2 separate regions of the Homo sapiens genome follow, and region 1 is linked to region 2. A link is a contact called in ENCODE Hi-C or POLR2A ChIA-PET data. All regions are on one chromosome and are shown on one strand. The core of a region is the stretch at or near the end of the contact, and the rest is flanking DNA. Distances in the headings are between cores, read along the strand shown.

Region 1 (7,126 bases), core at 1-2,500, 70 kb before region 2:
GGAGACGGTGGGTCACTGCCCTGCTCTCAGACCCACACTTGCTCACATCAGCCCGTGTGGTTGCCTGGCTCCGTCCCCTCTGTCCCTAGCACTGGCACCAGGGCTGGGCCCCCACCCCCTAGATCCGCGGCTGCCAGGCCTGGGAGACCAGAGTCTGCCCTGGAGAAGCCTCCAGGGTGCCCCGTTGCTGCCTGGTGCCCCAGTTTAGAACCAACATGGTGTGCGCTTTCTTCCTATTGTGTGGTTTTACTTTTGTGCTGGTATGAATTCGATTCCATTTTAATGCATCCTGTTAAATCAAGTTAAAAGAGGGGAAAGCAAAACCAAAAGGAAAAAAAGGCACAGAGTGAGAGACAACCCAGCACAGGACCCCCAGGAAGGCAAGCAGTAACGCTCCAGCAGCCGGGCTGTGCTGCCTGGGCCCAGGCTTCTGCGAGGTGGTTTACAGGCGGGAACCATTGCTCCCACAACCACCAAAGGAGGTGGGAGTGCTGTGTTGTGCCCCTTTACAGAAGAGGAGACCGAGGCTCAGAGAAGATCCAGCAGTAAGATTAGAGTCAAGATTCAAGTTTAGGTATGTCTGAGTCCAAAATCAGAGGAGGAAGCAGCAGAGCTTAGGCACCTGGCCCCATCTTCCTGCTTGGAGTGGGGTGAGCTGGGTTTAAGGGCTTGGTGCTGGGCTGGCAGAGGGCGAGGGGCTGTGGGCTAGGCCCATTTTGACACCCGGGGGACATCCTATTTTTGATGTAGGCCTTGGCCACTGCTTGCTGGTCGGTCCTGAAAGCCAAGAGGAGGCTGCTGATGGTGAGTGACTGGCAGGCCCGGGGGAGCACGAGCTGGGCTCTGAGGCAGCGTGGTGGGGAGCGGAGCGGGTGCAGGGTGGCTCGCTGGGCCACTTGGCCTTCACCGCTCACAGTCCTGGCCCCCTTGTTCCGCCGTTACCTCTCCCTGTGCCAGGAGCTCCCTGGAGGCTCGTGTAGACCCACTTCCTCTCCTCCCCAGGCCCAGCACAGAGCAGGCCACTGGGGAGGGGAACGGATACCCTAGGGTAGTGGCCACAGGGCTGGCAGCTGGCCTGGTGCAGGCGTCTCGGTGGGGGCAGGATACCCAGGAGCAAGCAGAGCCCTGTCCCTCCTGCCCTTTCCCCGCCCCAGTCAGGCCCCTGTAATCTCCGCTCCCAGGCAGCGACTGGCTGTGCTATCTGGCCTGTGGTTTGTCGTTCCCCTCTGCGGGCCAGGCTCTGTTGCCTAGCTGATACCAGCTGCCGTGGCCACGTGCTCCAGGCACTTCCCGCGGAGCCACTATGGCCCCACCTCTTGCAGTACTCACAGCGGCCCATGGTTACCCTGTCTGCAGAAGTTAAAATGGGCTTCGAAAGCTTGAGTCACTGCCCAGGGTCATCTAGCAGGAAAGTACATGAGCTGGGGCGACCTCTAAAGCCCAGCCCTTTATGCGACACCTGGGCCTGGTGCCCTCATCCTACCTGGGCCCCGCCTGGCCCCTCAGCCTTGTGCCCACCGCAGGTGCCTGATGGCTTCATCTCCCATTTCTACTCCGTATCGGAGCATGTGAGCCCTGTCCTAGCCTTCGGCTTCCTTGGACCCAAGCCTCAGCTTGCTGAAGTCTGTGCTTTCTTCAAGGTAAACAGAGAGCAGTTCTCGTTCTTTCCTGACCCTTGCCCTGAGCACAGGCGCCCTGGGAGGTGCCAGGAATGGGATGAGGGCCTGGGCCTGGGCCTGCTCCCAGAGAGAGGGCAGAGCCAGACCCACATGGGTCCAGAGGAAGCAGTGGGAGGGAGGAGCCTGGGGATGGAAAGGACCGGCTGGGGCTCTGGTGGTGGACAAGGGGACTTCAGGTAACCTGGGGGGCATCATGGTGGGCAGTGGCTGGGCCAGGCCTGACACCAGCCCTGCTCCCCCAGCACCAGATTGTGCAGTACCTGAGGGACATGTTCGACCTGGACAATGTGCGCTACACGTCACTGCCCGCGCTGGCAGACGACATCCTGCAGCTGTCCCGGCGCCGCAGCGAGATATTGCTGGGGTACCTGGGGGTGCCCGCGGCCAGCAGCGCAGGCGTGAATGGGGCGCTGCCCCGAGAGAATGGGCCCCTGGGGGAGCTGCAGTAGAGGCGGCACGGGCTGGGGGGTGGCAGAGAGAAGGCTCCTCCTCCCTTCCCTGGGTTGGTATCTGACAGCTGTGGTGGCTGAGGGCCGTTGCCCCTGACTTTGCCCCACCCCCATCATCTGGGAGTCCCCAAGGCCCAGAGGGGACATTTCCATGGAGAAGAACGGTTCCTGGGGGAAGCAGAGGCCAGGACCAGTGGGGCCTGTGGGAGAGAAAGGCTGTGAGAGAGGGGGTTGTTGTGGAGAATTGGGACAGGCAGAGCCAGGATGCCCCAGGTGGGGGACCCCAAAACCTCCCATCGCTCCAGGGCTGCTGACAAGGGTGCTGGGAGGGTGGAGGTGAAGGATGGGGCCTAGAGCCCTGTGGTGAAGGTCACAGTGTCCTGAGCTAGAAGCCACCTGTGGCTATATGGTCTCAGCATCCAGCTGGCCTGTCCTGATGCCCTCCCCACCTCAACCGCCTTCTCAGAGAGTTTGCAACTCCAGAGAAGGAGAGTGGGGCCACCTTAGTGGGCAGCAGGCCTGGGCCATCCAGAGATGGGGCAGAGGTGGGCCTCCCACTCCTGTGCTCTCTTCTGAGCAGGAACTGGGCCCTTGACAGTGTCCTTTGACATTCCCTCGCCCTACCAAAGATCGTCTTTTCTCCTCCCACCTCTGTCACCACCAAAGACGGGCGGAGGTGGGGCTGGGCCCTCCTGCCCCCGCCCATCCCCCTTCCATGAGCCCAGACCTCCCTGGGTGGTGCTAGGCTCTGAGCTGGGGGCTCAGACCAGGGATCGCTCAGGCCCCTGTCACCTGTGGGCCCGGGGACCACTTGGGGGAGGTCAGAGGATGTATGTGGCCGGACCAGCTTCCCCACCTTCATTAGGACAAGAAACTGCCCAGCACTTTGCCTTCAGTTCAACGCACAAACGCTCCTGGGGCCTCATGGGGGCAGAGCCTCCCCTGGGCCTGCAGAGAGTCCTGTTAGCAGCGACGTCCCCCCGCCGCGGGGTCCTGTCAGCCCGGCAGTGTCTTCTCAGTGTCTTCACCTGAGCGAGTGTCTGTGGCCCCAACGCGTTCTGCTGTGGCTCTGCCCTTTCCAGGTTGAGAGGCCTGCAGGAGAAACACACTCCCCTCCTGGGTTTCCACACTCAGGAGGTCAGAGGACTGGCTCCTGTGACCAGGGCCCCTCTCCCCTGAATGGGAAAGGGGTCTGGGGATGGGAGGGCGCACCACAGAGAGGAGATGATGCTGGGTGTGGCCCATCTTCTGTGGGCCCCTTCCCAGACACCGGATCCATGGGCACTAACCCGCCTCCCAGGCTGATGCCCGGAGGCAGCTTCCTGGGCAGGAGGGTTCCATGGGCACTAACCCACCTCCCAGGCTGATGCCTGGAGGCAGCCTCCAGGGCAGGAAGGACCCTGTGCTCCCCGCCCCCCATCCTGACATCCTGTTCTTTTGCACTTACCCTGTGCTGTGAATGTAACAGTGGGCCTTGGCCCCGCCCACTCTGATTTGCATTTTCATTTGTGTTTGTTTACACATCCATGCACTGCCTGTAGCAGTCGATTGTCACAGCTTCGACTTTTGGATGGTAGAGTGTGTGCACTGACTGTGAGTCGAATAAACAATTGAGACGATTTCCTTCCACTTTGCCATGTTGTTGGTTATGTGCATGGCTGTTTGCTTCTTGGGGCAGAGCAGGGCACCTGCTTTTTGGGGTGCCGTGGGTGAAGGTTCCAGGAGGACAAAGGTCAGGAGAAGCCTGGTGGGGGCTGTGATCCTACTTGGGGCAACTTGACTGCCTGACAGGATCCAGCCATCCCTAGGCAGGGAGGGCCCCGGTGGTCCGCGGGGAAGGGTGGGGAGCGGCCAGTGCCACGCTCAAGGCCATGGATGCAAGGTGGGCAGCCTGGCTGTGGACCCTGCTCAGGCACCATCTTAGGGAAGTCGATTCTCACTGGCCCTCAGTTTCCACATCTGTAAAATGCAGGCACTGGACCGGGCCAAGATGCAGACTCACAGGCTTAAAGGTTGTTACCCCCCAAGCTGTGAGAGCCAGGGGGAGGGGCTGGAACACTGGGAACAGGTCCAAGCCTGCCGGATCGTTACAAGTTTTCATGGGCAGCTGGAAATCACAAGTTTTATTTTACAGGTTTTTAAAAAAGAAACTTTAAAAAAAAATTTCAAATGTATGGAAAAATTGAAAAAACTATATAAAACCAACACTTCTGGTCATGTAATTAACATTTTGACTTTTTTTTTTTTTTCTTGAGACAGAGTCTCGATCTGTCACTCAGGCTGGAGTGCAGTGGCACGATCTCAGCTCACTGCAAGCTCTGCCTCCCAGGTTCACGCCATTCTCCTGCCTCAGCCTCCCGAGTAGCTGGGATTACAGGCACATGCCACCATGCCCAGCTAATTTTTTTGTATTTTTAGTAGAGACGAGGTTTTACCGTGTTAGCCAGGATGGTCTCGATCTCCTGACCTCGTGATCCGCCCGCCTCAGCCTCCCAAAGTGCTGGGATTACAGGCGTGAGCCACCGCTCCCGGCAACATTTTGCCATGTTTATTTCATGTATTTCCAAAATACTTTAGCCTAAGTTTCAGACATGTACTTTACTCTTAAACCTTTAAGCAGAGCTTAAAAACAAGGTAGTCACATTCTTGTAAGTGGGAGTTGAATGATGAGAACACATGGACACACTGCAGGGAACAACACACACTGGGGCCTGTCGGAGGGCAGGGTGTGGGAGAAGGGAGAGCATCAGGAAGAACAGCTAGTGGATGCTGGGCTTAATACCTAGATGATAGGACTGCTGGACACAGTGGCTCACGCCTGTAATCCCAGCACTTTGGGAGGCCGAGGCAGGTGGATCACTTGAGGCCAGGAGTTTGCAACCAGCCTGGCCAACATGGTGAAACCCGTCTCTACTAAAAATACAAAAACTTGGCCAGGCATGGTGGCGGGTGCCTGTAGTCTCAGCTGCTTGGGAGGCTGAGGGACGAGAAGTGCTTGAACCCGGTGGGCAGAGGTTGCAGTGAGCTGAGATCACACCACTTCACTCCATCCTGAGTGACAGAGCGAAACTCCATCTCGAAAAAAAAAAGAGAAAAAAAAACCTAGGCGACAGGATGATGTGTGCAGCAAACCACTGTGGCACATATTTACCTATGTAACAAACCTGCACATCCTGCACATGCACCCCTGAACTTAAAAAACAAAAAAACAAGGTCATTCTCCAGAATAACCACAATACCATGATCACACCTAAAAAAAAAAAAAATTCTCGGGGCCAGGCACGGTGGCTCATGCTTGTAATCCCAGCAGTTTGGGAGGCCGAGGTGGGTGGATCACCTGAGGTCAGGAGTTTGAGATCAGCCTGGCCAACATGGTGAAACCCCATCTCTACTAAAAAAATACAAAAATTAGCCAGGCATGGTGGTGCATGCTTGTAAGCCCAGCTACTTGGGAGGCTGAGGCAGGAAAATCATCTGAACCCGGGAGGCGGAGGTTGCAGTGAGCCGAGATCACACCACTGCACTCCAGCTTGGGCGACAGAGCAAGACTATGTCTCAAAACAAACAAACAAACAAACAAAAATAATTTTCTAATGTCTTTGCTGAAAATAAGAGCTTTTCCCAATCAACTGGGGATGAACTCCATCTCAAAGAAGGATAAATGCTTGAATCTTAGAGATTTTAGAGACATGAGCTGATACAGTAGCCACCTCCAATGCTGGCAAATGTTTGTTTTGGTCTTTTTTTTTTGGAGACAAGGTCTCATTCTGTCACCCAGGCTGGAGTACAGTGGTGTGTGATCTCAGCTCACTGCAGCCTTGACCTCACAAGACTAAGCAATCCTCCCGCCTCAGCCTCCCAAGTAGCTCACCGCCACTCCTGGCTAAGTTTTGTATTTTTTGTAGAGATGGGGTCTTCCTGTGTTGCCCGGGCTGGCCTTGAACTTCTGAGCTTAAGCAATTCCCCCTCCTTGGCCTCCCAAAGTAGGAGGCATGAGCCATTGTGCCCAAATTGTTTTGGTTTGTTTTAAACAGTTTTAATAAGGTATAATTCATACATCATAGATTCACGTGCTTTAATGCTGTTTTAAATAAATTTACAGAGGTGTGTACCAATTACCTCAGTATGGTTTGAGAACATTTCCATCACCCTATGATGCCCACTTATAGTAAATCCCCCAGTCCCAGGCCAGCATCAAGCTACTCTCTGTGTAGACTTGCCTTTTCTGGGCATTTGCTGTAAATGGAATCATCCAATAGGCGGCCTTTGTGGTGGGCTTCTTCAGGTGGAAGCATGTTTTGGAGGTTTATCCATCTGTGGTACGTTTCAGTATTTTATTTCCTTGTTGCTGCACAGTATTCTGCAAATGACCTTTTCCTCTTTTTCTTTCTTTTTTTTTTGAGGAGTGTTGCACTGTCACCCAGGCTGGAGTGCAGTGGTGTGATGTTGGCTCACTGCAACCTCTGCCTCCTGGGTTCAAGCGATTCTCCTGCCTCAGCCTCCCGAGTAGCTGGGACTACAGGTGCCCACCACCAAGCCTGGCTAATTTTTGTATTTATTTTTTTTTTTTTGAGACAGAGTTTTGCTCTTGTTGCCCAGGCTGGAGTGCAACAGCGCCATCTGGGCTCACCGCAACCTCCGCCTCCCGGGTTCAAGCGATTCTCCTGCCTCAGCCTCCCGAGTAGCTGGGATTACAGGCATGCGCCACCACCCTGGCTAATTTTGTATTTTTAGTAGAGACGGTGTTTCTCCATGTTGGTCAGGCTGGTCTTGAACTCCCGACCTCAGGTGATCCACCCGCCTTGGCCTCCCAAAGTGCTGGGATTACAGGCGTGAGCCAACGTGCCTGGCGATTTTTGTATTTTTAGTAGAGGCAGGGTTTTACCATATTGGTCAGGCTGGTTTTGAACTCCTGACCTCATGATCCGCCCACCTCGGCCTCCCAAAGTGCTGGGCTTACAGGTGGGAGACACCATGCCTGGCCATCTCTCAGAGGTT
Region 2 (6,271 bases), core at 3,630-6,129:
TATTTTTTGTAGAGACAGGGTTTTGCCATGTTGGCCAGGCTGATCTCAAACTCCTGAGCTCAAGCAAGCTGCCTGCCTCAGCCTCCTGAAGTGCTGGGATTACAGGCATGAGCCACCATGCACGGCCAGTACTGGTATTATAGTTCTTGAAAGGAAAGGGCCTAGCAAGTCTTTCTGAATGGGGAAGAGGTCTCATTGTCTCCATGTTGACCACCCTCCTCAGAGGGGCACTTATCAATGATTCGGATTCTGGGAGACTAAAACAATCCCAGTCCTTTACCTGGACTACTGTCAACGCTGGTTGTTTTTCTCCTCCAGGGCATGAGGCAGCCTTCGCTGCTTTCCTCTGCTGTCTCTGCAAGATTGGGGTGCTCCGGGTGGATGACCAAATAGCTATTGTCTTCAAGGTGTTCAATCGGTGAGAGAAAGGACAGGAGGGTTGGAGGAGGGGGCGTGAGGGGCCATCTGTTTCCTCCTCAAACTGGGAAATGGGGTGCTCTAGGGTTCTCCTGAGTAGCTCATGGTTCTCTTGTCCTGTCCTAATCAAGCTCTGGCTGTGGATGGAGTGTCCAAGCCTTTTTTCCAACAGGTTCAAATTAACCTCCAAGTAAAAGCAAGTGAAAGAATTGTCACATAGGCCGGGCGCGGTGGCTCACGCCTGTAATCCCAGGACTTTGGGAGGCCCAGGCAGGCGGATCACGAGGTCAGGTGTTCGACACCAGCCTGGCCAACATGATGAAACCCCGTCTCTACTAAAAATACAAGAATTAGCTGGGCGTGGTGGCACTCGCCTGTAATTCCAGCTACTCAGGAGGCTGAGGCAGAAGAATTGCTTGAACCCAGGAGGCGGAGGTTGCAGTGAGCTGAGATCGTGCCACTGTACTCCAGCCTGGGTGACAGAGTGAGACTCTGTCTTAAAAAAAAAAAGAATTGTCACATAATGTCTGCCAGTATTGACACAGTGTTGACCATATGGAGGAAGAATTCTAAGCACTTTATGTATAACTCATTAATTCTAACAACAACCCTATGAAATAGCAACTGTTATTTCCATTTTACATATGAGGAAACTGAGGCACAGAGATATCCGGTGTCTTCACTGGGTTCACGCCAGCTGAACCCAGGTAGTCAGACTCTGACCTGCTGCCCCACACCACCCAAGCCAGTCGCTGGGCAGCACTGATGTGGATCAGTTACCCAGAGCTCTTAAAATCCCCATTGCGGGCCCCAGTCTAGCAGTGCTGCTGCAGCAGGCCTGTGACGGAGCCCAGGAGCAGTGCTCGATGCTTCACAGGTGGTTGATATGCAGCCTCTGATAATATAGAAGGTTGGAACCAGAAGAACCTAGGAGATAACCTGCTGGGACTTGTGTTAGCTTTCAGACAGGCCAACTGAGGCTGGAGAGGCTGAGGCCCTGCCCAGGGTTTTACAAGTTGTCAGGAGTTGATGGCACCAAAACCCACCTTCCTAATCAGTGATTTTTTATTTATTTATTTGTTTATTTTTTTTGAGACAGGGTCTTGCTCTGTCGCCCAGGCTGGAGTGCAGTGGAGAGATCTCGGCTCACTGCAAGCTCTGCCTCCTGGGTTCATGCCATTCTCCTGCCTCAGCCTCCAGAGTAGCTGGGACCACAGGCGCCCACCACCACACCTGGCTGATTTTTTGGATTTTTAGTAGAGACGGGGTTTCACCGTGTTGGCCAGGATGGTCTCGATCTCCTGACCTTGTGATCCGCCTGCCTCGGCCTCCCAAAGTGCTGGGATTACAGGCGTGAGCCACCGTGCCCGGGCCCTTAATCAGTGATTTTTATGCCTTTCCTGAGCCAAAAGATGGCTGAGTGTTTGTTGGGGGAAATAAAGCTACATTATTGAAATTGAGACCAGTTAACACTCTTCAGTGGTTATTTTGGGGTCTCCTTGTGCTCCCAGTGGCCGAAAGGGTGAGACTGTCTTTTTACTTTTTGCTACCTTCCCTTTCCCTGTCCTCCTGTGCAGGTACCTTGAGGTTATGCGGAAACTCCAGAAAACATACAGGATGGAGCCAGCCGGCAGCCAGGGAGTGTGGGGTCTGGATGACTTCCAGTTTCTGCCCTTCATCTGGGGCAGTTCGCAGCTGATAGGTACTAGAGCGGGAGGTGCCTATCCCTCCACCCCCAACCAAGGCTGCGTTCTGTGGCCCTCCCCTGCCCCTCCTGCGCTCCCTCCTTCCCTTCTTCCTGCCCAGGGCAGACAGTGACAGCTTGGAAAGCAGGGCATTAGACCAGCTATTGAGGGAGGCTGTTTACTGTCGACCTTCTGCTGTGAGAGCCCGTGTGGTGGGCTGGAGGAGGCGGAGGCCAAGCGCCACCAAGATAATGGGAAGTGACATGGGCTGGAGCAAGGGCGCACGCCTGGTGCATAATGGACTGGTGTGAAATGCGCCCCAGCTCCTGGCAGCAGCTGTGGGGTTTTATGTTGAAAATGAGGGACCCTTTTGATTTGGTGACCAGTGTCATCCACTGTTATTATCGAGCTGTGTGCAAAGGGGCCCGTTAGGGAGCAGCCGCCAAGTGCTGGGTGGTGGGCCTGCTTCCTGTGGGGCTCAGAGAGGCCTGCTCTGGTGACTCCCCAACTCTTGAAGCTAGTTTTCAGGATGGGCGTAGGTGATCATCTCTATTTTGATGAAGAATGAACTGCCTACAGACTGATATTCATAAATGACCATTAGTTGTGGCCTCGGGTGCATTGCCTCCCCGAATCTTCTCAGTGACACTGCGAAGGGTCTGCCAGCATGAAGCCGGCTCTGCTGACTGGCACCTGCACCAGGCACCATACTGAGTGCTGTAGGTGTGGTAATTGTTGTCATGGCCCCTAGGAGGAGGTGCTCTTCTTGTCCCCAGTGTCCAGGTGAGGAAACTGAACCTTGGCAGGCTGAAGTCATGCGTCCAACGCCATGCAGCTAGAGCTTAGCACATTAGAATACACAAACCCAGAGTTACTTATTGCTCCTTCAAGGTGAGGTGTTGAGGGCACCACGGGCAGGACTGAGGCCCCTGGGGGGGTGTGACTGCTGGGCCGGGTTGCCCAGGTAGTCGTGGGGCCTGGTTCTGAATGCTGGGGCCCATTCCTTTTCCCAGACCACCCATACCTGGAGCCCAGACACTTTGTGGATGAGAAGGCCGTGAATGAGAACCACAAGGACTACATGTTCCTGGAGTGTATCCTGTTTATTACCGAGGTGAGGAGGAGGGGTGAGAGAGAAGCCCATGGCTGCCTCCAGGCTCAGATGAACCAAGGCTGGTGGCCTTACAGTGGATCAGAAGAGCCAGAGCTGCTGCCCAAAATGGCAGGGCCGGCCGGAGCGGGTTATTGAAAAGGAAGCACCACTGGGCCTCTTCCGAAAGAGCCGCTGCTGACTGTCAGGTCCTCCGCCCAGTTCTCCTTCAGTTTCTCCTGAACACCACAGGAGTCTTGAGATGAGGGTCTAAGACTTGGTCACTAACTGGCCTTGGTGACTGCTGCAGCAGGTCTGAAAGGGTCGGGGCGGGCGGAGGTTTGTGGGGGAGGGTCAGCATCTTTCGGTGGGGCCCCACAAGGGTCTGTAGAACCATGTGCTGTGGATGTGTAAAATGAAACCACCAGAGGAGATGGAGCGAACTTCTGGTGCAGACAGCTTTTCTGTCGAAGGGACACGTCTCTGTCAGTGCCTGAGGACGTGGGCCCGAGCAAAGTGCTGGAGTGGGAGTGCGCAGGCCTGGCCTGTGGTGGCAGTCACTGGATAGCCAGCCCCACGGCTGGGTTCTGGAACTGGAAGTTATTGTCTCACCAAGGCAGGATTCCTTGCAGTGGGCCCTGGACCACTTGTGCGAGATCTCCTAGTGTGTTTGTTAAAACGCACATTCCTGGGCCCTCCATCCCAGCTTATTGCATCAGAATCTTAGGGGACAAGAGCCAGGAACCTGCATCTAAACACACGTGCCAGGCGACTGCACAGGAAAGCTGGGGACCCTCTGCTCTCTGGACCTCTCTTGAGGGAGGTGTTAGGACTTCTCATCCTCTCTGCCATCCCCATGCCCCAGTTTCCAAAGGGCGCCCTCGCTCAGCTATCTGGAGAGGGTTTGAGAGTTCTATCCCTCCTCAGTCCCTTTCCCGACACCAGCACGGATGTCTGCTGCCTCAGTGAGGTTCCTAGCAGGCCTGTGGATGCTGGCCACGGGGGCTGCTCTCCGTCCGGGCTGTGTATTCTGAGCCCCCGACGAGGTGGAGAAAGCTGGGTTATAACCAGCAGCCTTGGCTCCAGGCTCTTCCTGGTCAACATTCGGCTCAGGCTTCTGCCAAACTCCAGAGGCCAGAGGGGAATGACACATTTTTTCCAAGTCAGCAAATGGAGCCGGGACTGACGGCTGGGCGGCCACCACTTCATTCCCGGAGATCTGCTGCCCTCAGCAGTGTGGCAGGCCCAAGGTCGGGAGGACTTGGGGGCAGCCTGGCTCACTGCCTTGAAAGCCAGTCACGCGCTGCTCTCTGTGGAGTGGAATGTGGGGGTCTGCGGAGCCCTGGGGGACCTCAGGATAAGCTGGAGGAGCAGGGTGGGAAGAAGGGTGCAGATGCCACACTGAGTTCTTGGGTGTGGCTGAAAGGCTGAGCTGTTTGGGCTCCCCCGGCGGCTGGCCAGGCCTCTGGGTCCCTGTCGGTATTCTAACTAGGAGGCATGCCAGGCCTGGCCTCCAGGATTTTGGGAATTGATTCCATGGTAAAATTTTGTCTTTAGTTGGTTGGTTGATTTTGTTGGTATAAACACCCCAAAAGCTTTTCCAAAGTTTGGGACCCAGTTCCTCCAGTAGAGGAAATCTCAAAGTAGCCACTAGGTGGCAGGAGAGGCACACTGAACTTGGAGAGGGTTTGGTGACATTTATTTGAGGCAGCAGAAGGAACAGGGAGGGGAGGGCGTGCCTAGAGTTGTTGGCTGTTCCGCACCTTCTCCACAGGTCCGGGTTTTCACTTTGGGTCTAGGCTCTTGGGCATGGTGTTCAACAGTAGACCCTAGGAGGAGTGTGCCCAGGAGCCGGGGTGGCTGCAGCAAGGGCCCATCTTGCCACGTGGCCGCTGGTTGCAGCACACGTTGTGTTGGTTCTCCAGAGCGCCCACCCTCTTCCACCTCGGAGCAGTGAGCAGCATTTTGCAGTCCCTAGTTGGTGAGTGGCCTGGCCTAGCTCACTGGGGACCTGGAGGCTTGCATGGAGTTCTGTACGCCTTGCTTGGGAAGGAGGCAGTGTTTCCTCTGGAGACCCTGGATTCACCATGGTGCTCTTTTAACTGGGAGATTAACTAAAACACCGAGAACTTGGGAGTGGAATCAGGCAGCCCTTTCAGGGTCTCATGCCAAGACTGCCCTGATACCCGTGGGCATCCTAGGTGAGGGACCCCACCTTGCAGGGCCTCTACAGCCTCTGTAAATGCAGCCCTGGCGCCTTTAAGAGCCCAGGGCAGGCAGGAAAAGAATTTCAGTTTCAATCTGGCTTCTAAATTTGGAGTTTTGGGAAGGGAGGGATCAGATTTCAGCTGGAAGGGAAGGAGCTGACAGGAAGGCGCTGTGCAGAGCCTCCCCACCCCCGCCCATCCCCCCAGTTACTGACAGAGGAGCCATTTACAAAAGGCCGATTCTCTGGGGAGTGGAGAGGCAGGAACGCAGCGTCTGTGAGTAATTTCCTGCTCAATATGGCTGCTCTGACTCACACGATTCCCCTGGGGTCACTGCGGGCTGCAGCTCGCTCGCTCATTCTGGTTCTTTCTCTTCTCCCTTTGTGGCTAGAATGAGCTAATTTTTTCTTTGTCTTCCAGCCCCGATTCCTTTTTCTCCCACTCGTCTGTTTTCCTTTGCCAGAGTTACAGGCAAAGGACTGTAACCTCCCTGAAGGACTTAGGGAGACCCTGGGGTACTGAAGGCCTGGGGGCAGCCTGCAGCCCCTCCAAAGAAACTACCTCTCTGGCCTTTCTGTGTGTAGGGGCCCAGGGCCACTGGAGCTCCAGGACATGGGCCTAGCCCTGGCTCTGCCAGAGGCCTTTTGAGGATCTGTTCTTTGGCCCTGGTAGGCGAGGCTGGCCAGGAGGCAGGGGCTCTTGTCTTCCAGTGCCCATCTGCCTGCCTTTGCCTCGGAGCCCTTGCCGGGCAGGCCCCTGGCAGACAAAGCCGACAAAGCCGACAGGGTGCCTCCTGGTTGCTTGCTCAGAGGGCCCTGTCCAGAGAGTGAAACTGGTTACACAGCTCCATGCTCCCTGAGCTTTCCTGGGCC

What was found. A loop is a pair of places that touch in the nucleus more often than their neighbours do. ChIA-PET counts read pairs that join two places held with the same protein, here RNA polymerase II (POLR2A). Pooled maps may share reads with other maps.
Region 1: a loop to region 2 is called in a pooled map, with 2.2 times the contacts of the local background. The contact joins two enhancer-like sites. A Hi-C loop is called at or near these places in 1 of 50 pooled maps. POLR2A ChIA-PET finds 5 or more read pairs at or near these places in 3 of 52 experiments (A673, CD8-positive, alpha-beta memory T cell and WTC11).

The regions. Positions count from the first base shown.
Region 1 is chr9:129,068,326-129,075,451 of GRCh38, forward strand. It overlaps MIGA2 (mitoguardin 2), which reads left to right. Exons shown (of 16, transcript NM_001329990.2): 13 at 1-7; 14 at 751-804; 15 at 1,524-1,640; 16 at 1,922-3,757. The coding sequence ends at 2,128. Among named protein-coding and RNA genes, the nearest start is that of DOLPP1, 9.2 kb to the right of the region's middle. RefSeq lists enhancers at 1,432-1,571, 2,519-3,468, 3,469-4,418. Within about 2 kb of position 1,251, at least 18 of the 41 ENCODE cell types and tissues checked have a DNase peak (open chromatin) inside an H3K27ac peak, as active enhancers do.
Region 2 is chr9:129,134,477-129,140,747 of GRCh38, forward strand. PTPA (protein phosphatase 2 phosphatase activator) reads left to right here. Exons shown (of 10, transcript NM_178000.3): 6 at 319-418; 7 at 1,995-2,119; 8 at 3,116-3,216. Among named protein-coding and RNA genes, the nearest start is that of PTPA, 26 kb to the left of the region's middle. RefSeq lists enhancers at 4,012-4,639, 5,108-5,197, 5,270-5,897, 5,318-5,367, 5,658-5,817 and 1 more. Within about 2 kb of position 4,880, at least 41 of the 41 ENCODE cell types and tissues checked have a DNase peak (open chromatin) inside an H3K27ac peak, as active enhancers do.